2 separate regions of the Homo sapiens genome follow, and region 1 is linked to region 2. The links are chromatin loops, found by intact Hi-C in ENCODE. Cell type or tissue: sigmoid colon. All regions are shown on one strand. Each heading gives the region's core, and the rest is flanking DNA. Links, peaks and the distances in the headings are about the cores only. Region 1 overlaps HCG20 (HLA complex group 20). Region 2 overlaps PPP1R18 (protein phosphatase 1 regulatory subunit 18).

Region 1 (15,258 bases), core at 382-2,881, 100 kb before region 2:
TGCCTGGCCGATTCCACTTTTTTTAAGACAGAATCTTGCTGGAGTGCAGTAGCGTGAGCTCAGCTCACTGCAACCTCTGCCTCCCGCGTTCAGGCAATTCTTGTGCCTCAGTCTCCCAAGTAGCTGGGATTACAGGCACACGGCAGCATGCCCAGCTAATTTTTGTATTTTTAGTAGAGATGGGGTTTTGCCATGTTGGACAGGCTGGTCTCGAACTCCTGACCTCAAGTGATCCATCAGACTTGGTCTCCCAAAGTGCTGGGATTACACGTGTGAGCCATCGCGCCCAGCCTATTATTCCACTTATAAAAGGCACCTACATCCTGGCCAACATGGTGAAACCCCGTCTCTACTAAAAATACAAAAATTAGCTGGGCGTGGTGGCGTGTTCCTGTAATCCCAGCTACTCGGGAAGCTGGGGCAGGAGAATCACTAGAACCCAGGAGGCAGAGGTTGCAGTGAGCCAGGATCGTGCCACAGCACTCTGGCTTGGTGACAGAGAAAGACTCCGTCTCAAAAAAACAAATAAATAAAAAATAAAATAAAAGGCATCTAAAGTGGTTACATTCTACAGAAAGTAGAATGGTGGTTGCCAGGGCTAAGGAAAGTGGGGAATGTGAAGGTATTGTTTGCTGGGTGGAGTTTCAGTGGGGGAAGATGAAAAAGTTCTGAATGTGGCTGATGGTGATGGTTGCACAATAATGTGGATGTACCTAATGCCACTGAACTGTATGTTTACAAACAGTTAAAATGCTAAATTCTATGTCTATTTTACTACAATTTTCAAAATAAAGGCATAATGATAGCTCTTACCTCACAGGGTGATTGTAAGAATGAATAAGATGAATATTGGCTGAAGGAATGGCTAAAATGAGTAACAACTTTTATGAGCCTGGCCTGGAGAGCAGGGTTGGGAATGAGACAGGGAGTGGTGGAGGGACAATTTAACTGTCTACCTTAACACATGTACCATTGTTTAGGTTTTCCCCCAACTGTTATATAACTCAACAAAGTATAACATGGCAGAGGGCTGCTTACATTCTCAAGTTATTGATTTGTTCAAGTCTCAGTGTCCACAGAAAAGTGCATGAGTTTTGGGATCAACATTCTATCCTTGGCCAGTATTTGACCTTCTGTGTTTGTATCTTTATGTGTATCTTTCCCCAGATTTCTTTAGCTTTGCTTACCTTACTCCTCATCTACCCCCAATTGACTTGAGTCTTAGTCACAAAGATCTTCAATTTCCCTGTCTGATCACTAGATCCTCCCCTCTCATCTGAGAAAGGCCCCAGACTCAGATAGAAGGGCTCCCTGTCTCTCTGACCCAGTATGCCTCTTCCCCATTTTTACCTGACTTTATACAGTGAAATCTTCCCTGAGAGCTGACTTTTCAGTTCCTCACTTTGCGAATTGCAAGACCCACTCACCCAGGAGGCCGAAGATGGCTCAGAGCCCAGACAGCCGGAAGTCTGTTTCCTGGGCCGGGGAATGCTGGCAGAAATCCAGATAGCTGACGTCACCTGGTCCAGATGGCGGAAGCCATTGCCCAACCATAGGAAATCGATGCCAACAACACATTTCTCTATGACTGTCTCCCTCAATCCAGAAAAGCATTTTCATAGAGAGGAGGCAGCTCAATAGTAGTGGAAAGTGGCCTAGCCTTCGAACCATGTGATGTGTTGAGTATGAGGCTGGCTGCAGCGTCAGCTGACAGATAACGTGAGAGCGGAGCACTGTACTCCAAGTCAGAAAACGTAAGTCTGAGCAGGAGAGCGGCCACCTAACTTCTGACCTTTGACAAATCACTGGATTTCCTTCAACTGGCTTTTTTAAAGCTATGAATAATAATACCTCACAGAAGCTATTATTGCAAGGCTGGAATGAGGTCATCTGTATAGAAGATTTCATAAGCTTGAAGCAGGATGCCAATGCAAAATTCTGCCTCTGTGAGAGGCTTCCTGGGAGAAGCAGATCCTGAGGGGCAGAATGGAGAGTGACTACAGGCTGATCCCAGAGCCAGGCAGCTGGCGCTGTGTGAAAGTGGGCTTGCCGCTGCCTAGCTCTGCAATTGGGATGCATAACAGCCTCTCTGTGCCCAGTTACTCAGTCAAAATGAGGATAAGAATGCCCATGTCTGGTCGGGTGTGGTGGCTCACGCCTGTAATCCCAGGACTTTGGGAGGCTGAGGTAGGTGGATCACCAGGTCAAGAGATTGAGACCATCCTGGCCAACGTGGTGAAAACCCGTCTCTACTAAAAACACAAAAATTAATTGGGCGTGGTGGCACGCACCTGTAGTCCCAGCTACTCAGGAGGCTGAGGCAGAAGAATCGCTTGAACCCGTAAGGCGGAGGTTGCAGTGAGCCAAGATCACACCTCTGCACTCCAGCCTGGTGACAGAGCAAGACTCCATCTCAAAAAAAAAAGAATGCCCATGTCACAGGATGGTCTTGGGGGATAGGGGGACAGTAAGTGAGTTACTCCACATAGAGCACATAGCACAATGCCCAGCATGTGACAGCACTCACTGTTGAGTAATAATTAAAAAACAAATCAGGCTGGTGGGACCAGGGGAAAGCAAAGAAATGAGGCAAATGGCCCAAGACATATGGCCCTCCTGCTCAGATAATGTACATAACTCAAAAACTTCTGCTTACCATCAAACACCTCAATTTATCAAACACCCTGGCTGACAAAAAAAAAAAAAAAAAAATGCAAGTTACCTCCCTGCTACCCTGGCATAATCAGTACTGCACATAACACTCTACAGCCTAAGAGCCATCCTACAAAATCCCCAACAAGCCTTTGTTTCCTTGCAGTCAGCTCCTCTTCTGCTGGCCTGCCCGTTGCTCTCCTGCCCATTGCTCTCCTGTTTTTCTACTTTCTCTAATAAATTTGCCTTTCTCTACCTACAACTGTCTTGGTAAATTCTCTTACCCCTGAGCCGCCAGCCCAGATAGCCGTTGCTCCCCTGAAACATTTTGGTGGCCCATACAGGGAACTCTCCCTCTCCATACAGGGACTCTCTCTCCTTTCCCTTTCCCAACTCGGGACCCTCGAAGGACAGCATCTAAGCACAAAGACAATTGCAGGTCTCTGGCCAGAGCTACACTCCAGTGAGACTGAAAGGTGTCTGTCCATGTGGAAGCATCTGATCATCATTGCCTGGTTTGGGTGAGTGACCTGACTTTTTTTCTTTTTTCAGTCTTTCAGCAACCAGCTTCTAGTATCTCTCTGGCAATCAAAGGTAACTGGCCAGGGCCACTCTCCAGTGTTGCCTGAAGGCCCAGAGTGAACAGGGCTAGCTGCCCTGCCTGGAAGGGAGAAAGGCTGTTGCCCATCTTCTCTAATTGCAAGTCCCTCATCCCTATATGTGACACAATTGACAGCAGAAGCTTGTTCGGGGCAAACTCACACACGTTTTAGGTAACTCAGACGCTCTCTTTCTCACTCTAAATTCACCTATGGAGTCAGCCAGCCATCCTGTCCTGGGCCTTGCTAAATCAGGTGATGTCAGACAGCCTCAGAACGGTGAGTCTTCTCTTACCCACCCCACCTCCTGGGCCAAGACCAGGTAGAGATCTTCCTTTACCCTTCTTTTTCCTCGTGCCTGGGCTGATCACCCAGCATAAGTGAGTGCCTGGACTGGCCATCCAGCATGAGGCCCCTGAGCGGCCAGGAGGTCTTTTCTAATTGGTGGGATGCCCCCTTTGGAAAGTGCATCCAAGTCCCTCTGTGGATGTAAGTGGAACCCTCTGTTCATCTCAGTGAGATGCCCCCCGCAGAAAAGTGCAGTTCATGTCCCTGATTGACATTGCCCCAGAGCGGCATGTTTTCCAGTCCCACCATGGAGCAAACCCCGTCCGTTCCTGCAAACTTGCCTCTAGGCTGTAAAGAATTGTGACAAATTCTACCGCCAAACTCTCAAAAAGAAACATCTAATTTTCTTGTATAACACAGCATGACCCCTATGCAGAAAATTACCAAATTAGCCTCCTCAGTCTTTATAACCAAGAACAAAATAAGGAGGACAAGACTAAGAAAAAAACAAACACGGAGCCAAAAGGCAGGCTCAACTGTTGGCTGCTTTACAAGCCCCAGCTCCTACTCAGATAGCAGAACTCACAAACTTCCTGCTTACCATCAAACACTTCAACTTTCCAGACATCCCAGCTGACAAAAAAATGCAAGTTACCTCCCTGCAACCCTGGCGTTTTCCTAATTACTGTAATAAATCTGCCTTTCTCTACCTACAACTGCCTTGGTAAATTTTTTTTTTCTTTTTTTGAGATGGAGTCTCACTCTGTCACCCAGGCTGGAGTGCCGTGGCGCAATCTCGGCTCACTGCAAGCTCCGCCTCCCAGGTTCAAGCAATTCTCCTGCCTCAGCCTCTCGAGTAGCTGAGATTAGATTACAAGCACCCACCACCGCGCCCGGCTAACTTTTGTATTTTTAGTAGAGACAGAGTTTTACCATGTTGGCCAGGCTGGTCTCAAACTCCTGACCTTAGGTGATCCACCCGCCTCGGCCTCCCAAAGTGCTGGGATTATGGGCGTGAGCCACTACGCCCGGCTGGTAAATTCTTTTACCCCAACGCCACCACCGCAGATAGCCATCACTCCCCTGAGACACTGATGAAGCAGCGGCTAGGATGATTCTTCCAGAGGCCATCCTGTCCACTTGCAGGCCCTGGGCTGGGTGGGTATTCAGCCCAATCCCCAGAGACCTCATGCAAAGAAATGCTGCCCCAACACACTGTCCACATGGCAGGCAGAGCAATTTAGCTAAAAATCTGACCATGTCACTTCCCCACATAACAGCCCAAATATCCCCGAGCCCATCCACTTAAAGACCAACATCTTAACATTTGAGTCTCTGTGATAGGACCCTGAATCCCTCTCCAGCCTCATCTCCTGCTGCCCACAGCCTCTCATCAAGGGTCCAGCAACCCCAGACTACCTGCAGCTACCTGGCTCCTATTGCCCCTCTGCCCATCGTGGTCCCTCTTTCTCCTCAGAAACCTTGCCATTGCTAACTCCTAGTTATCCTTCAAGACACTCAGGCTCAAATTTTCCAGAAAGCCCCTTTGCAGGGCCTGCTTCCCCTTCTCTTCCCTTAATTCCTCCTGGCACTTCCATCATTGCACAAGCCAGATTGAATCCCAACTGTTCTTGTGTCTGTTTCACACCAGTCTAGGGGCTCCTTGAAGGCAGAGGCCAGCACTAGGTCTTGGTTGCCCCTGTAAAGCCAGCCCAAGCACAATGTCAGGCACAGAGTAGGCGCCCAGTAAACCGAGTGGAAAGACTGATAAATGCACACCCAGAAGCTCTATTTGCCAAAGTTTGTTTGTTCATTTGTCTTAAGGGAAAATGTTGTTTGCCTGGGGTTGGGGCCAACAATTCCAAGAAATACAGTTTCCCTTTGCCTCAGTGGTTTTTCCTTTTGTTTTCTTTTGTTTTTCTGAGAATCACCTCTGTCTATGCCTCAGACATCCCTTATACCTGTTTTTTTGTTTTGTTTTGTTTTGTTTTTTTTTATTTTTATTTATTTATTTATTTTTTATTTTTTGAGACAGAATCTCACTCTGTGGCCCAGGCTGGAGTGCAGTGGCGCACTCTCACCTCACTGCAACCTCTGCTTCCCAGTTCCAAGCGATCCTCATGCCTCAGCCACCCAAGTAGCTGGGATTACAGGCCTGCACCACTAAGGCCAACTAATTTTTGTATTTTTAGTAGAGACGGGGTTTCAGCATGTTGGCCAGGCTGGTCTTGCACTCCTGACCTCAGGTGATCCATCTGACTGGGCCTCCCAAATTGCTGGGATTATAGGCGTGAGCCACCCTGCCTGGCCCTCTGTACCTCTTTCTTCCCTGTTTTTATACTTTGTCTCGCCTTCTTTATCACTTTGTTTCTTTTCCTTTCCTCTGTATTACATTTCTGTACCTTTGTTGCTTTATATCCTTTCTTCTTCCTTTTTCTTTTGTGGTTGAGTGGCTCTCTGTTCTATTGCCCTTTAGCCAGGGTTAGAAGCTGGTAAGAACATTCCTGGGGGCCAGGTGCGGTGGCTCATGCCTGTAATCCAGCACTCTGGCAGGCCAAGGCAGGGGGATCACTTGAGCCCAGTAGTTCAAGACCAGCCTGGGCAACATAGTGGGACCCTGTCTCTGCAAAAAATAAAAAAATCAGCTGGGTATGGCAGGGTATGTCTGCAATCCCAGCTACTCGGAAGGCTGAGGTGGGAGAGGATTACTTAAGATCAGGAGGGGAAGCCTGCAGTGAGCTATGATCACGCCACTGCACGCCAGCCTGGGTAACAGAGCAAGATTCTGTCTCAAAAAAAAAAGTATCCCTGGGTTCATGACTCTTAGAAAGAAAAAAGGAGAGTCTGAAAGGAAGAAAATCAGCTTTATTATGTACCAAGAAGTTCCAAACATTTTACTTCACATAATCTTAGTAATAAATGTGTAATGTGGTATATCAACCAAGCAGGCTAGGTTATGCTTCAGTAACAAACAACCCCCAAATCTCAATGGCTTTTATGCAGCAAAGCTTCATTGACTCTCCTGCCACATATCCATGGTGGGTTGGCCGAGGCTCTGCTCTGAGCTGTCATTGTCCTAACTCCAGGACCCAGGTTGACAGAGCAGCCACTATGTGGAATATCACCAATTACTATAGTTGAAGGAGAAAAAAAAATGTGGAAAAGCATACACTAGCTTTTAAAACTTCCACCTAGAAGGCACCATTTTAATTGGCCTCAGTAAGTCACGTAGCCACGCCTGGATTAGTGGGTAGGAGTTAAATGGAGTGGCAAAGTTCAATTTTCTTACACCCTTTGAAGGAAAGAGGGCCTCAAGTATTTAAAAATAGGTCTGATAATCACAGTGGATGTTACTGTTCCCACTTTACTGATGAAATAGCTGAGGCTCAAGAAGTTTACATAGTTTGTTCAAGAACATGCAGCAAATATCAGAGAGAGGAAGTGAACCCATGCCTTTTGATTCCTAGGACTGTGACCTTCCCCTCCACTGGGTTTTTAAGATGCTAGGCCTGGCCAGGCACAGTGGCTCATGCCTGTAATACCAGCACTTTAGGAGGCTGAGGTGGGCGGATCACTTGAGGCCAGGAGTTCGAGACCAGCCTGGCCAACATGGCTAAACCCTATCTCTACTAAAACTACAAAAAATTAGCTGGCGAGGTGGTGTGTGCCTGTAATCCCAGCTACTTGGGAGACTGAGGCCGGAGAATCACTTGAACCCAGGAGGCAGAGGTTGCAGTGAGCTGAGATGGTGCCACTGCACTCCAGCCTCGGCAACAGACCAAGACTCTGTCTCAAAAAAAAAAAAAAAAAAAGGCCGAGCACGGTGTCTCACGCCTGTAATCCCAGCACTTTGGGAGGCCAAGGCGGGAGGATCACGAGATCAGGAGATCGAGACCATCCTGGCTAACACAGTGAAACCCCGTCTCTACTAAAAAATACAAAAAAAATTAGCCGGGCGCGGTGGCAGACGCCTGTAGTCCCAGCTACTAGGGAGGCTGAGGCAGGAGAATGGCGGGAACACGGGAGGCGGAGCTTGCAGTGAACCGAGATCGCGCCACTGCACTCCAGCCTGGGCGACAGAGCCAGACTCTGCCTGAAAAAAAAAAAAAAAAATTAGGCCTTTTCTACCAACTTTTTGGACACTGCTGTGAGGCTTGGCTTGCTGGAACCCAGGAAGAAAAAGGATAAGAAGCTCATCTTTGCTCACTGGCCCCAGAGCATGACTTCTGGTGAGGGGCATCAGAATCTCTCTCCAAAACATTGAGAGACTTCTAATTCCCAAGACAAAACCAGGTGGGTTATAAAACTTGCACCACAATTGTTAGAAACCTTCCAGACAAAACCAATTTATGGTAACAGAAGTCAGAATAGGCCAGGCGCAGTGGCTCACGCCTGTAATCTCAACACTTTGGGAGGCCAAGGAGAGCAGATCACTTAGGTCAGGAGTTCCTGTCCTCAGGTGATCCACCCACCTTGGCCTCCCAAAGTGCTGGGATTACAGGCGTGAGCCACCACACCCCACCAGCAGCCTGACTCATAATGGTCCCCACTGACCTGGGCAAGCAGCTGGCAAGTGCTGACCATGTGGCCAGAGGAACAGACTCTTCCGTTTCATCAGTACTGCATCAGTCTGGGCATCTTGTATGACCTGAGGGAGGGAGCCTGAAAACTGTCTGACACTGGAGTTCCAGTCAGTGGTGGGCAGGGCTGGACCCAGAGTCTATTTGAGTGAGTCCACAAAGAAACAAGACATTACTTGTAGCCCAGGAGCTGTGGGGCAATCATATCTGTTGCATATATGTGGACATACATGCCTACCTTCACATAAATGTTTCTAGATAGATAGAGAAGGATCTAGTAACAGTTATGAGTCTGGGAAGTGGGACCGGATCTCCCTTTTTTTTTAACTGTTTTTTTTTTAATTGAACAGATTTTCTTGTATAATAAAAATGTATTTCAAAATTAGAATGACAGCAATAATAAACTCAGATTGCTAAATTCTTCAAACGATAGGAAAGCTGGTAACCCTGCCTCATGGGAGGGGTAAGCTTGTGACCCACACCTCGACAGTGATGTCTCCCAGCTATGGCGTGTCCTCTGGGCAGCTGGAAAGGAGGCTAAACATAGAAAAGCCTGTGGAGTGTGCCAAGACGGATCAGGCCTGGTGCTAGAACATTCCTTCACTCTGTCAATGAGCAACCACCTCGTACCTGTGTCTCAGGGACCGGGGACGTAGGAGTGAGCAAAGCACACTGGCTTCCTAGACCCCGAGACTTAGATGCTAAAGGAGGGGATGTGTGGGTCACTCTGGCCCAGCAGGAGGACAAGGAAGGAGAGTGAGAACCACAGAGGGCCCAGGAAGATCCCCAGGCCTGGTACAGGGCAAGGCGGGGAAGGTGGTATGCCTTTTCCAGGGTAGCCAGTTCCTTAGCGCCTCCTTTCAGGAACTCCTCTGCGCTATTGAGGGGCTAGAAGGTCTCTTCTTAATTAAAAATAATTTTATTTTAAAAATTAACATAAAGTAAAATTGATTTTTTTCAGTGGACAGTCCTATGAGTTTCACATGTGTAAAGATTCATGTAATCACCACAATCGATCATGTAATCACCACCACTGAAACAGAATAGCTCCACTGCCTAAAACACTCCCTCGGGCTACCCCTTTGTAGTCCCATCCTCTTTCCTGCCCCCGACAAACTCCCTGCTATTTTGCTATTTTGATCTAGTCTCTGTTGCTATCGTTTTATCTTTTCAAAAGTGTCACATAAATGGAATCATACAGTCTGTAACTTTTGAGAACTTTTTTCACTCAGCGTAATGCCTTTGAGATTCATCCAAGTCATTGCATGTGTCAGTAATTTGTTTCCTTTTTTCATTTTAAAAATGTATGCAGTTTGATGTTTTTCTCCTTTTCCTTTTCTTTTCTTTTTTTAAGCAAGGTTTCACTGTGTTGCCCAGGCTGGAGTAGTGGCATGATAATGGTTCACTGCAGCTTCAACCTCCTGGGCTCAAGTGATCCTTCTGCCTCAGCCTGAGCAGCTAGGATTACAGGCGTGCACCACTATGCCCAGATAATTTTTGTATTTTTTGCAGAGACAGGGTTTCACCATGTTGCCCAGACTGGTCTTGAACATCTGGGCTCAAGCAATCCTCCTGCCTCAGTCTCCTAAAGTGCTGGGATTACAGGAATGAGCCGGTGTACCTGGCCCCAATTAGTTTTTTTAAATTAAATTAATTAACTAATTGGCTATCAGCAGGAAACAAACCGATGAGCTTTTACATTTATATTTACCCATTTAACCACCATCTAGACAAGATAGCTTCAACCCAGGAGTCTCCCTTGTTTCCCTTGCAGTCAATATGTAGCACCCTCTTTCCTGCCCACCTCACTCCAAACTAACCACCATTCTGATTTTTTTTTTTTTTGAGACAGAGTCTTGCTCTTGTTGCCCAGGCTGGAGTGCAGTGGAATGACTTCAGCTCACTGCAACCTCCGCCTCCCAGGTTCAAGCGATTCTCTTGCCTCAGCCTCCCGAGTAGCTGAGATTACAGGCACCCACCACCACGCCCAGCTAATTTTTGTATTTTTAGTAGAGACGGGGTTTCACCATGTTGGCTAGGCTAGTCTCAAACTCCTGACCTCAAGTGATCTGCCCACCTCGGCCTCCCAGAGTGCTGGGATTACAGGTATGAGCTATTGTGCCCAGCCTGCACCCCTTCTCTTTTCCATGAGTCCATGGAAGTCTAAGAGTCAACCAAGAAGTAGGCTCCTGCCCTCACACCCTGTACTCTCATACCATCTGGCACCACAGGTATCTTTCCAGCTCTTCCAAAACGAGGCCTGCTTAGGGTGGGTTTCCTTTACAGCCCCACCCAGCCTGATTCTTTCTGTTCCTTCTAAAACATACACAAAAAGCCAAACACCTCAGGGGTCAGGAAATCCACAATTTCAAAGAAATGAAGTCCTGGTTGCCCAGAGGTGGGAGAGGAGAGGAACACTTTAGTTTCTTTTTAATTCTCAGTAGATTGTTGTTACATGACATTCATAATAAACTGTCCTGCTATGTAACATATTCTTTTAAATATGATTGTTCCTTCAAATGTGATACATGTTGGGAAAGTTGTAGGGAGATCAGTTAATAATCATTTATGGGAATGTTTCCTGAATGAAGGAGCCCAGGATGGGCACGGGATAGGAGATTTCAAGTAAGGAACAGATAGGACCCTTCTGAGAGATTTCAACCCAAATTAGACAACAAAATACATATACTCTCTGAGGACAGCTCAGGTCAATGGAAATGTATTGAGCATCTACCAGTAAAAGTTAATCTTGACTGCTTAGTAGGCACCAGGCACTGTGCTAGCCCTGGGGATACTGCAACCAACCAGACAGAGATCTTCCTGCCTTGTGGAGCTCAGAAGGACAGATATGAAACACACAGGACTGAGGTGGTGACTCTTACACAAGGTGGAGTTCAGGGTACCATAGGCATGTATAGCCAGAGGACCTAACACAGGATGCAGATCAGGGAAGGCCTCTCCTAGAAGCTAATGTTCAAACTGAGACTTGAAAATGATGAAAATATAAAAACATCAGAGCAGGGGGAGGGGGAACCTGAGCTACAAGAGATCCAGACAAGTCGGAGGAACCAAAAAAATTCCAAGATATAAAAGCGTACAGACAGAGAGGTGAGTTGGGTTTAGAAGAGGCTGGTAAGGTGGGCTCAACCAAAAAAGGCCCAGTGGACCCTACACTATGGAATGAATTGTGTCCCCCCAAATTCGTATGTTGAACCCCTAACTCTCAATGCGACTATATTTGGAGATAGGGTTTTTAGGTGATTCAGGTTAAATGAGGTCCTAAGGGTGAGGCCCTAATCTGATGGGACTGGTGTTCTTATAAAAGGAACAGGATGCACAAGAGAGCTCTCTCTCCCCACATGCACGAAGAGGCCATGTGAGTACAGAGCAAAATGGCGGCCACCTACAACGAAGTAAAGAGGACTCTGGGCCAGGTGCGGTGGCTCACACCTGTAATCCCAGCACTTTGGGAGGCTGAGGAGGGTGGATCACCTGAGATCAAGAGTTTGAGAACAGCCTGGCCAACATGGTGAAACCCCGTCTCTACTAAAAATCAAAAATTAGCCAGGCATGGTGGTGGGCGCCTGTAATCCCAGCTACTCAGGAAGCTGAGACAGGAGAATCACTTGAACCTGGGAGGCAGAGTTTGCAGTGAGCCGAGATCATGCCATTGCACTCTAGCCTGGGTGACAGAGCAAGACTCTCTCTGTCTCAAAAAAAAAAAAAAAAAGAGAAAGAAAGAGGCCAGGCGTGGTGGCTTACGCCTGTAATCCCAGCACTTTGGGAGGCCGAGGCAGGCAGATCACAAGGTCAAGAGATCGAGACCATCCTGGCCAACATGGTGAAACCCCGTCTCTATTAAAAGTATCAAATTAGCTGGGTGTGGTGGCGGGCACCTGCAGTCACAGCTACTCGGGAGGCTGAGGCAGGAGAATCACTTGAACCCGAGATCACGCCATTGCACTCCAGCCTGGGCAACAGAGCAGGATGCTGTCTCAAAAAAAATAAAAAAATAAAATAAAATAAAATAAAAGAAAGAAAGAAAAGAGGACTCTGAAAGTCTGAATAAAGCTGACCTTGCCAGCACTTTGGTCTTGGACTTCTCAGCTTCCAGAACTGTGAGAAATAAACTTCTGTTGTTTAAGCCACCCCGTCTAGGATATTTTGTTATGGCAGCCTGAGCTGACTAATACACCATATAAGAATTTTGAGTATATTTCTAAAAGCCTGGTGGGAAGCCACTGGAGTTCTAAGCCAGGGACAGACATGCGTACATCTGTGAGGCTCATTTTGGCGGCAGAGTGGAGAAGGCATCTGAGCAGGGCAAGACTAGAAGCAGAGAGATGAGGTAGGAGGTGAGGGTAGGTGCTCAGGCTGGAGATGATGTTGGAGGCTTAGAGCCTGGTGATGTGGGGATGAGGAAAAGTGGAGAGATTGGAGAGACCTTCATGGGGAAAATCAAAGGACTTGGGGATTAACAGAATAAGAGGAGAGGGGAGGGGGAGTCCAAAGGCCCCCAGGTACAGTGGAAAGAGCCCTGGGCTGGGAATCTAAAGATCCAAGTTCTATTCCCAGATCTGTCACCCAATGGCTTTGGCTAAGTGGCTTCACTACCCTTCACCACTTTAGTTTCCTCATCTGTACAGGAAGAGATGGGCCTGCTGATCTCATGGTGCCGTCCAATTCCATTATCCTGTGATTCTGTGAAGTAAATGCATTAACAAGATAAAACAATGGTGTCATCTCCCCAGGATTGTTCACGGACCTCTCCTCCACACTTTACCTAACACTATTGATCACCGTTTACTTAGCTGTACATTAGAAAGCTTCCATTACTGATCTGTCTCCCTCAAAAGACTGAGACCTCCTCGAGGGTAAGAACTGGGTCATTTTGCTTGGTATCCTGTACCTGAAACCAAGCCAGGCACATAGTAATTGATTAATTATATTTGTTAAATTGATTATTGTAAGTGCTGGGAAGACAGGCACATGGTTATTCCGGGAAGGCATCTGGGTATGATGTATGTTTTCTGAGTACAGGGCACTGTGATGGGTGCTAGGGCCATCAGAGTAAACAAGAAAACCAGTCACAGACCTTACGTCAGGTAGCTAGGCAGACATTAAACACAAGAGGACAAAAATGATGATTTATTTCTAGTTGTGGTGAGTGCTACAAGGAAAAGTACTGGGTATTGTGAGTGTGTAATAAAGAGACTAGCTTGGGGGTAGAGGGAAGGTTTCTCTGAAAGAATGACCCTTAAAATAATAAGGATGAGTAGATTTGCTCACAGATTGAAGGAGGGGAGAGACAGAGAGCATGACTGCAGGTAAAAGAAGCAATAAGCACACATGAAGGCCTGAAGCTGGACGGAGTTCTGGCGAGGAGAATGCCAGATGGAAATCCACCGGAATGTAATGTTAGCTAATTTGGGTTATGGAATTATTGGTGCTTTTTATTCTCTTTTGTGTATATTTTGCATATTACAGATTTCCCACAACAAACATGTACTATTTTAATCATGGGGGTTGGGGGGGGCATTGCTAGTTTTAACAAAATAATAAAGGATGTGGGGAGCATGGGTGTCTGGAGGAGGGGTGCATTCCAGAGGGATTGATGACACGAGCGGTGACTAAGTCCTGCATGGGGGAGGGCAGGAGGCCCATCAGTGGGGCTGGAACAAAGCAGCAAGGATGACTCACAAAAGACACAGCCGAAGCCAGTGCATCAGGGCCCGTGGAGGTGAGGCTGGGGAGTCGGAGGTGATATGAGAAGTCGCAGGGAGCTACTGTCAGACCAACTAGGCAGGGACAGCCTACACCTGAGTAGAGGAGAGGATGAGGAACCAGAGAGAAAAAGCTCCCCTCAGCAGTCCCTGTGGGGCTGGTACAGGACCTTGGGAACCTGGTAAGGGCAGAGTCCTCCTTGTTACTTTCCAGGCACGAAAGGGTTAGATTGTCCCGTGCTTTCTGCCCCCACAGCGGAAGTGGAAGCTGTGGTTTCCAAAGGCCCTTCCTGATCTGCAATCTCTGAGAAATCAACTAAAGAGATAAAGTCAAAGGTTGGTTGGTGGTGTGCAGTGGGCGCGGGGGTGGATCACAGGCAGGAGTTGGAAAATTGAGGCCTGATGCAAGCTCTAAGATCCGCCCCCACCCACTCCTGATCATGAGTGATAAGCACCCCACCACCCACTCTGCCACTTGGCCGGGATTTCCCCGGAGCCTGTGAAGTATTCCCAGGGCTGGGATGTGACTTGGGAGGAGGTGGTAATTGGCTCCTTTCTCCGCTCTGAGCTGGGCCTCCAGGAACTGCCTCCACCACGTCCCCCTTCCCCTCCAGGGGAGTTACTCAGCACAGTCTGACTGCTCCACCTGAACCCTCCTTAGCATCACCCACTCACCTCACACTCCTGACCCAGGTGCTGCCTGCTCATAGCCAGGGCACAGAGATGAGGAGCAACTTCATCCCAGTCTTCTACCCAGCCCCAAAGCTGAATTCCGCAACAGGACCTGGTCCTGACCCTGCTCCCATGAAGAGATGCAAAATCACACTAAATCTTCATGTTAAATCATCATATGTATCAAATGCCAACCAGTCAGTAAGCAGCCGAGGGCACGCTGTCCACAGCCCTACAGCTAGGCCTGTGCTGCTACCAGGGTGCAGAGGCAGGGGCCTTGAAGAAACAGCCCCAGCCCCTAGGAATGCTATTTGCTGTTGGAGACAACAAGTTCTTAATAAAAGCCACATCAACCCAGAAGACCTGAGTCATCTGAGAGAGACCATTTGCGCCTCTAAGCCTCAGTTTCTTCAATTGTGAAATGGTAATGACAGCTAGTTTAGAATTAAATGATGCCGTGTATGAAAAATAGATGAGAGACTTAGAAGGATCCCGTCCTTCCACAGATACTTATTCCTGGGCCAATGCTCAGGATATAAAGATAAAGTAAACAAACGTAACAGGCCTGATCCCTGCCCTCAAGAGGTTCCTCAAGTTGCTGTTATTGTTGACCCAATGACAGCTAAATAAATGAAGGCCACTCATAAAAAGCAAATGGAGGCTCCGATAGAGTGTGGCCGATGGTATTTTCCAAAGTTGGGTGCCCCTTTCCACTTGCTCTCCTTGTCCCATGACTGACACTCC
Region 2 (7,502 bases), core at 2,041-4,540:
CCTGGGCCTCTGGAGGCCCGGGAGCGGAGACCCAGCCCTGGGGAGATGCGGGATCAGAGCCCCAAGGGAAGAGAGTCAAGAGAAGAGAGACTAAGTCCGAGGGAGACCAGAGAGAGGAGGCTGGGGATAGGGGGAGCCCAAGAGTTGAGCCTGAGGCCTCTGGAGGCTCGGGACTGGAGGCAAAGCCCAGGAGAGGTGGGAGACAGGAGCTCCCGACTGTCAGAGGCATGGAAATGGAGGCTGAGTCCTGGAGAAACTCCAGAGCGGAGTCTGAGACTAGCAGAGTCTCGAGAGCAAAGCCCCAGGAGAAAAGAGGTGGAAAGTAGACTGAGCCCAGGGGAATCTGCCTACCAGAAGTTGGGCCTGACAGAGGCCCATAAATGGAGACCTGACTCCAGAGAGTCTCAGGAACAGAGTTTGGTACAACTGGAGGCAACAGAGTGGAGGCTGAGGTCAGGAGAAGAAAGACAAGACTACTCGGAAGAATGTGGGAGAAAAGAAGAGTGGCCAGTTCCAGGGGTAGCTCCAAAAGAGACTGCAGAGCTGTCCGAGACCCTGACAAGGGAGGCCCAAGGCAACAGTTCCGCAGGAGTGGAGGCAGCAGAGCAGAGGCCTGTGGAAGATGGCGAGAGGGGCATGAAGCCAACAGAAGGGTGGAAATGGACCCTGAACTCCGGGAAGGCTCGAGAATGGACACCCAGGGACATAGAGGCTCAAACTCAGAAACCAGAACCTCCAGAGTCAGCAGAGAAGCTTCTGGAATCTCCCGGTGTGGAGGCTGGAGAAGGGGAGGCTGAGAAGGAGGAGGCGGGGGCTCAGGGCAGGCCTCTGAGAGCCCTGCAGAACTGCTGCTCTGTGCCCTCCCCCCTCCCACCAGAGGACGCTGGGACTGGAGGCCTGAGACAGCAGGAAGAGGAAGCAGTGGAGCTCCAGCCCCCACCACCAGCCCCTCTGTCTCCCCCACCCCCAGCCCCAACTGCCCCCCAACCTCCTGGGGATCCCCTCATGAGCCGCCTGTTCTATGGGGTGAAGGCAGGGCCAGGGGTGGGGGCCCCCCGCCGCAGTGGACACACCTTCACCGTCAACCCCCGGCGGTCTGTGCCCCCTGCGACCCCAGCCACCCCAACCTCTCCAGCCACAGTTGATGCTGCAGTCCCGGGGGCTGGGAAGAAGCGGTACCCAACTGCCGAGGAGATCTTGGTTCTGGGGGGCTACCTCCGTCTCAGCCGCAGCTGCCTTGCCAAGGGGTCCCCCGAAAGACACCACAAACAGGTAGGGAAGCAGCCAAGCCAGACTTCTTAGAAGTCCACTTGTCAATTTTCTCTGGACTCTGGTCTCTTTCTTTTTTATACCCCTGTTTTCTTGTCTTCCTCTATTCTTTCTTGTTAATTCCTGCCACCACCCTTCCTCGCTCTGCACATACACCCTTCCTTCTCAGAGCCCTCCTTTTCCATTTTGAGCCCAAAAGATCCTGCCCCAGCAAAGGCTGTCTCTGGGTGTGTCTCTTTCAGGGTGTGCCAGGCTGCTCATTCTCCCTTCCCTTGGGCTCTGAGTTTCCAACCCCCTTTTCTTTCCTTCCTTTCCTGAGTGTGACCTGCCCCAGCCCATCCAGTGGGAGAGCCTAAAGTGACGAGCTTGAATCAGTGAGGGCAGGGTCACCAGGGTGAGAGCACTTGCAGTTTTTCTGGGGAGAAGGGATAGGGAGCCTGGGGTGGTGGAGGGGGTGGGGTGGGTTTGTGTTCTAGGGAGAAACTGCAGGGAGAAGTGAATGGAGAAAGGTCCAACTGCCCCGTGGGAAGGAGGGCAGAGCTGAATAGGGACATCCTAGGATGGAGGGGAGAGGGGAGATGGAACCGGGCCGGCCAAAGATCAGAGAGAAGGCTTTTGAACCCCGAGTCTGCCCCATGGGAGAGACACAGAGAGGCCATTTGAAGTGGGTGACCTCGGGGTTGCACACCCCCAGCTGGGCCACTGCTTCAGACAGTGCTCCCTTCTCTCTTGGGACAAGAAAAGCCTTCTCCTCTTCCAAAATACCCCCGCCCCTCACTCCCCTGTCCTTCCTCCCTGGGTTTCCCCTCCCTCCCAAGAACTGGCTCAGGGATCGGTTTTCCCCTCTTTTCCTGCCATCCTGGACTTTCCCTCCCCTTAGGGTAGCAAAAGAGAGAAGTGAATTTGGAGACAGTTTTGAGAACAGGCACTGGCCAGGGAGCACAGTGGGAGTTCTGGACAGGGGTTGGGGCTGAGGCCAGCAGAGGGTCAGAGGTTAGACTTGCAACAAAGACCTGCAGGAAAGTGGGGGCAGCCAGGATGACTCCCCCTGGCCCTGGCCTCACTTCTTCCCTGTGCACATCCATCTGTTTCCAGCTTGAAAATCTCTAGGGAGACAGAGGTCCCACACTCAGACATCTCAGACTTAGGAAGTCCCTCCAGTCACACACATCTCCCCAGAGCCTGGGAAGCCCAGTCTCATTCTCATCCCATGTGTTAACATCCTCAGATTTGATTTTTTTGTGTCCTCAGTGTCAGTGGGGAACCACAGGGACTAAAGATACGGGTTAAGCCTTGGGTGGAGGGGGGTTCATTTGATCCCCCAATTCATCTTCACATGAAGCGTAAGCTCCCACCTCTAAGCCATGGTTCTTGGGAACCTACCCTCAGCCCTCTGACTGCTACCAGCCTGTTCCCCTCAGGGCTGGGCAGATGAAAAAAACAGAAGTCCGGAAATGCTACCCGGGTGAGGTGTTCAGAAAAGTCACTTCCTACTGAGAGAGGCTTGTGCCTCTGGGGAAGAATGAGCAGAGGGAAGCATGAAGCTTTGGGGCCCAAAGCCCAGGGAGCATCCCAGGGGAGCCAGGAAGCAAGTGCAGGGCAGGACCTGTGCTGGTGACCATACCTAGGCCAGAGAGCAGGGGAGCCGGAAGCAGATCGCCCAAACAGGAAGCCTGGGGTGGGGGCCGGAAGGCTGGTGGGGCTGAGTGGGGAACCCTGGGCCCTGGGCCCTGGGCCTGCCAGATCTGTGCTCAGGATGTGGTGAGAGAATAAGGAAGCAGCCGCTGCTTGGGTGGGGGTGGGGAGGAGGCAGCACAGAGTTCCTCTGACCCAGACGCCTCACCCTCCACCCTCTACCCCCTGTCAGCAACCTGTTCTTCAGGGACTGGGTGCCTTGTCCCAGCTCTGCTGCAACACACTGGCTCAGGAATAGGAGATAGGAGGACCCTGCCACCAACCCCCGCTTCACCTTCCCTAAATAACTCGTTTGCAGGCTAATTCCATCAAATTTATCCCTGCCATCAGGAGAGAAATCCCAGCCCTGCCACTGGAGCCCAGGGGATGGCTGTGGCTGGTGCCCTACCCCAGAGGCCTCTTGGTTGGGCTGAGAGACCAGCCCCATTGTGACCTTATATAGCTGATGGGAGAGGAGCGAGTGAGTCACCCCCTCTCTACCCCCCCACTCCCATGCAGGCTGTGCATTTCTGAGAAGCCCAGTCAGAAGTTGGTGGGGGGTGAGGAGACAGGCAGGGTAGGGGGGGAGATATAAACATAGACCGAGAGCAAATAAAATAAGTCATTTTCAGAGTAGAAAATAAAGTACAGAGGTTATTATTCCAAAAGAGGATATGAGAAGAAAACAAAAATGGGTTCCCAGAAATGTGGGTAAATCTGTCAGTTACAGAAACCTAAGCGGTCCCTTCTGAGAACTTGGGATATAAGCAGTCTGGCTGCTGTCACTAGATTCTACCAGCAGTTCCACAGACATGAACTGGGGGTCAAATGTGTACAGGCTGGACCACCCGCAGATCGTTTCCCCAGCATTGGTCCTCTGATGGCACCTCATGTGAGGTCTGAACAAACCCTAACCTCTTGCATTGTACCAACTTCTAAGCTCCTTTCTTTTTTCTTTTCTTTTCTTTTTTTTTTCTGAGACAGTCTCGCTGTCTCCCAGCCTGGAGTTCAATGGTGAGATTTCGGCTCACTGCAACCTCCACCTCCCGGGTTCAAGTGATTCTCCAGCCTCAGCCTCCTGAGTAGCTGGAATTACAGGCGCACGCCACCATACCCGGCTAATTTTAGTATTTTTAGTAGAGACGGGGTTTCACCATGTTAGCCAGGCTGGTCTCGAACTCCTGACCTCAAGTGATCCACCTGTCTTGGCCTCCCAAAGTGCTGGGATTACAGGGGTGAGCCACCTTACCCGGCCCCAAGCTCCTTTCAACAGCAGACATGAGTATAATATATTAGTAAATTATCTAGTAAGTTAGAAGGTGGTAAGTGATTATGGAAAAAAAAATAGAACAGTGGAACTTAGAGGGTCAGGAGGTAGGGGGAGTGAATATGGAGACTTCAAAATAGGGTGATCAGGAGGGTCAGAGCCATGGGGATATTTTGGGGGAGTGTTCCAGGCAGAAGGAATAGCTAGTACTGTTCTGGTCCTGAGGTAGGAGTGCGTGGAGGGAACCAAGGCCAGTGTGGCTGGAGTGGAGGAAGAGGCCAGAGAGGCAAGGGGAGGGTGGCATACTGGGAGCACCCTGTAGGCTTTGGTCAGGCTCTGGGCACCTTGGGGGCAATCAAGTAGACTTTTTTTTTTTTTTTTTTTTGAGACAGAGTCTTGCTCTGTTGCCCAAGCCGTAGAGCAGTGGCGCGACCTCGGCTCACTGCAACCTCCGCCTCCCGGGTTCAAGCAATTCTCCTGCCTCGTCCTCTCGAGTAGCTGGGACTACAGGTGCACGCCACCATGCCCAGCTAATTTTTTTGTATTTTTAGTAGAGACAGGTTTCACCATGTTGGCCAGGATGGTCTCAATCTCTTGACCTTGTGATCCGCCCGCCTCGGCCTCCCAAAGTTCTGGGATTATAGGCATGAACCACCGCGCCCAGCCTGGAGTAGACTTTTTGCTCCAAGTGAGATGGGGAGACACTGCAGGGTTCAGAGCCAACAAGGAGTAACATATACAGTTCCTGAGTTCTACCTTCCCATGGGGACCCAGGTGTCATATCTGGTTTTCTTTTTTTTTCTTTTTTAGAGACAGTGTCACTCTATTGCCCAGGCTGGTCTCGAACTCCTGGGCTCAAGAAATCCTCCCGCCTCAACCTCCCAAAGTGCTGGGGCTACAGGTGTGAGCCACCATGCCTGACTGGTGTCATATTGATGCAGCTCTTAACAACCACCTGCCCAGCCACCCTTCTGGCTTCTCTCTTTTCATACCTCAGTTCATTAGGGGACTCAGGGATGTACGGCTGACCCCAAGTCTTCCCAAACAGATGCCAGGGAAGGCCTGAGTAGATCATTTGGACCTTTCCAAGTAGTTCATATGGAATCCTCCTGCTGTCTCCCTAATCCCTTTGGCTCCTAGACTTAATCCCACCCTGCCCCTTCCCCCTGAGCTTCTTAATAGGGCAAAGGGGAAGGGTAGAAAGGCAGTGAGAACAGCTGGGACTCGCCTGCTCTTGGGACAGTGTGATTACCAAGGGTTTTCTGTGCCCTGTCTGGTATTTTGTCTCTGTGCCTGTCCCTTTGGGCACACTGTGGACCCCCACCCCAGGTTTGTGTGGACTTTCCTTTCTGCCCTTGTCATCTCCCCCAGCCTTCAGGGTGTCAGCGGCTCATCTTTCCCCTGTGTGTTGCTGGAGTCTCTTGGTTCCTCTCGGCCTTTCTGTTCATCTCCCATCTCTTCCTAGGCCCTAGACTCCCTTTGCTATGGATAGGAGAGGAATGAGGAGAGTAGGAGGGAACAGGTGCCCAGGGTCCTGGGTTTTGCATAGGACAGCAAGGGGCTGTGGGTATGAAAACCTTGCTTTTGTCTGAGACTCGCTCCCCAGCCAGTTCTTTCCCCACTGGCCAGTCTGCTGGGCTCCTCTGGGAAGTTCACTCGATTGCCCCCAAGGTGCCCAAAGACTCGGTTCTGATCACAAGACTTATCGCCATGTATTTTAATTTCTTTTTACCCCTCTGCCTCCCACACTCGAAATAGCAGGGACCTTGGTCTTATATTATTCACTTCTGCCTCCCAAGCCCCTGCCAACGTACAGGGCAAAGTCTGATGTTTTGAAATGATATGATCGAAGAGGGAAACTCTAGAATTGGAGAGCCAGTATGGAAAGGAAAACTGGATCCCAGAGTGGATGGGGAGAGTGAGTGGGGCACCTGAGTCCAGCCCCCACCCCCACGTTCCGCCAGTCCCACCTGCTCCCTTGCAGACTCCGCCCCCCCCGCCCCCGCTTTCTCTCCCTCAACCCCCGCGGGCTTCTCCCCTGCTGACCTTGCCTCCTGCCCCCTTTTTCTCCCTCCTTCAGCTTAAGATCTCCTTCAGCGAGACAGCCCTGGAGACCACGTACCAATACCCCTCCGAGAGTTCGGTACTGGAGGAGCTGGGCCCGGAGCCTGAGGTCCCCAGTGCCCCCAACCCTCCAGCAGCCCAACCCGACGACGAAGAGGATGAGGAAGAGCTGCTGCTGCTGCAGCCAGAGCTCCAGGGCGGGCTGCGCACCAAGGCCCTGATTGTGGGTAAGCGGAGGCTCCGCCGGCCCGAGGGCGCCCCCTGCTGTCAGAGCGGGCGCTGTGGTCCAGGAGAGAGGAGGGAGGATTACATGTAGGCACTCGGAAGGGGCTTGGCGGGTCCTCTGGTTCAACATGCTCCTTTAACAGATGGGCAAACTGAGGTCCCCGGCAGTGAAGTACACATTGAGTCTTCAGGTTTCAAAACGAGAACTCTTCCTGAGTGCTGTAATCTGGTCAAAATCACAGGGTGGGTCGACAGGCCTGAGTTGGAATTCCAGCTTGTCTCTTTAATTGTGTGATCTCAGGGAAACCATCTGATCTCTTGCTTTAGTTTATTATTTATGAAATGAAGTTAATAATAACTACCTCCTGTGGCTCATGCCTGTAATCCCAGCACTTCGGGAAGCCAAGACGGGTGGATCGCTTGAGCCCAGGAGTTCAAGACCACCCTGGGCAACATGGCAAAATCCTGTCTCTACAAAAAAATTGAAAAATTATCCAGGTGTGGGCCGGGCACGGTGGCTCACGCCTGTGATCCCAGCACTTTGGGAGGCCGAGGCGGGCGGATCACGAAGTCAGGAGATCGAGACCATCCTGGCTAACACGGTGAAACCCCATCTCTACTAAAAATACAAAAAAAAATTAGCTGGGCGTGGTGGCGGGCACCTGTAGTCCCAACTACTTGGGAGGCTGAGGCAGGAGAATGGCGTGAACCTGGGAGGCGGAGCTTGCAGTGAGCCGAGGTCGTGCCACTGCACTCCAGCCTTGACAACAGAGTGAGACTCCGTCTCAAAAAAAAAAAAAAAAATTAGCCAGGTGTGGCAGTGCGCAGCTGTGGTTCCAGGTACTTGGAAGGCTGAGGTGGGAGCATCGTTTGACCTCAGGAGTTGGAGGCTGCAGTGAACCAATATTGCACCACCCACTGCACTCCAGCCTGGGCAACAAAGGAAGACCTGTCTCAAAAGAAACAAACAGGCCAGGCACGGTGGCTCACGCCTGTAATCTCA

Evidence for each region. A loop is a pair of places that touch in the nucleus more often than their neighbours do. Peaks named below come from ENCODE experiments on the same cell type or tissue, not always from the same donor. Only the 100,000 strongest peaks of a DNase experiment are listed, where the experiment ranks them.
Region 1: a loop joins it to region 2, with 7 times the contacts of the local background. A loop is called at or near these places in 2 of 110 quality-filtered maps.

The regions. Positions count from the first base shown.
Region 1 is chr6:30,768,296-30,783,553 of GRCh38, reverse strand. The region is part of intron 1 of HCG20 (HLA complex group 20); the gene reads right to left. Among named protein-coding and RNA genes, the nearest start is that of HCG20, 9.1 kb to the right of the region's middle. RefSeq lists silencers at 4,028-4,322, 14,240-14,419 and enhancers at 13,321-13,852, 13,853-14,384, 13,269-14,468. In sigmoid colon, for the core only: no CTCF peak of the experiment used is centred there; DNase peaks (open chromatin) are centred at 907 and 1,473; H3K27ac peaks cover 2,387 bases.
Region 2 is chr6:30,678,178-30,685,679 of GRCh38, reverse strand. PPP1R18 (protein phosphatase 1 regulatory subunit 18) reads left to right here. Exons shown (of 3, transcript NM_133471.4): 1 at 1-1,272; 2 at 6,291-6,501. Among named protein-coding and RNA genes, the nearest start is that of PPP1R18, 4.7 kb to the left of the region's middle. RefSeq lists enhancers at 1,917-2,806, 3,274-3,568, 2,807-3,696. In sigmoid colon, for the core only: no CTCF peak of the experiment used is centred there; DNase peaks (open chromatin) are centred at 2,279, 2,959, 3,399 and 3,796; H3K4me3 peaks cover 2,500 bases; H3K27ac peaks cover 2,500 bases.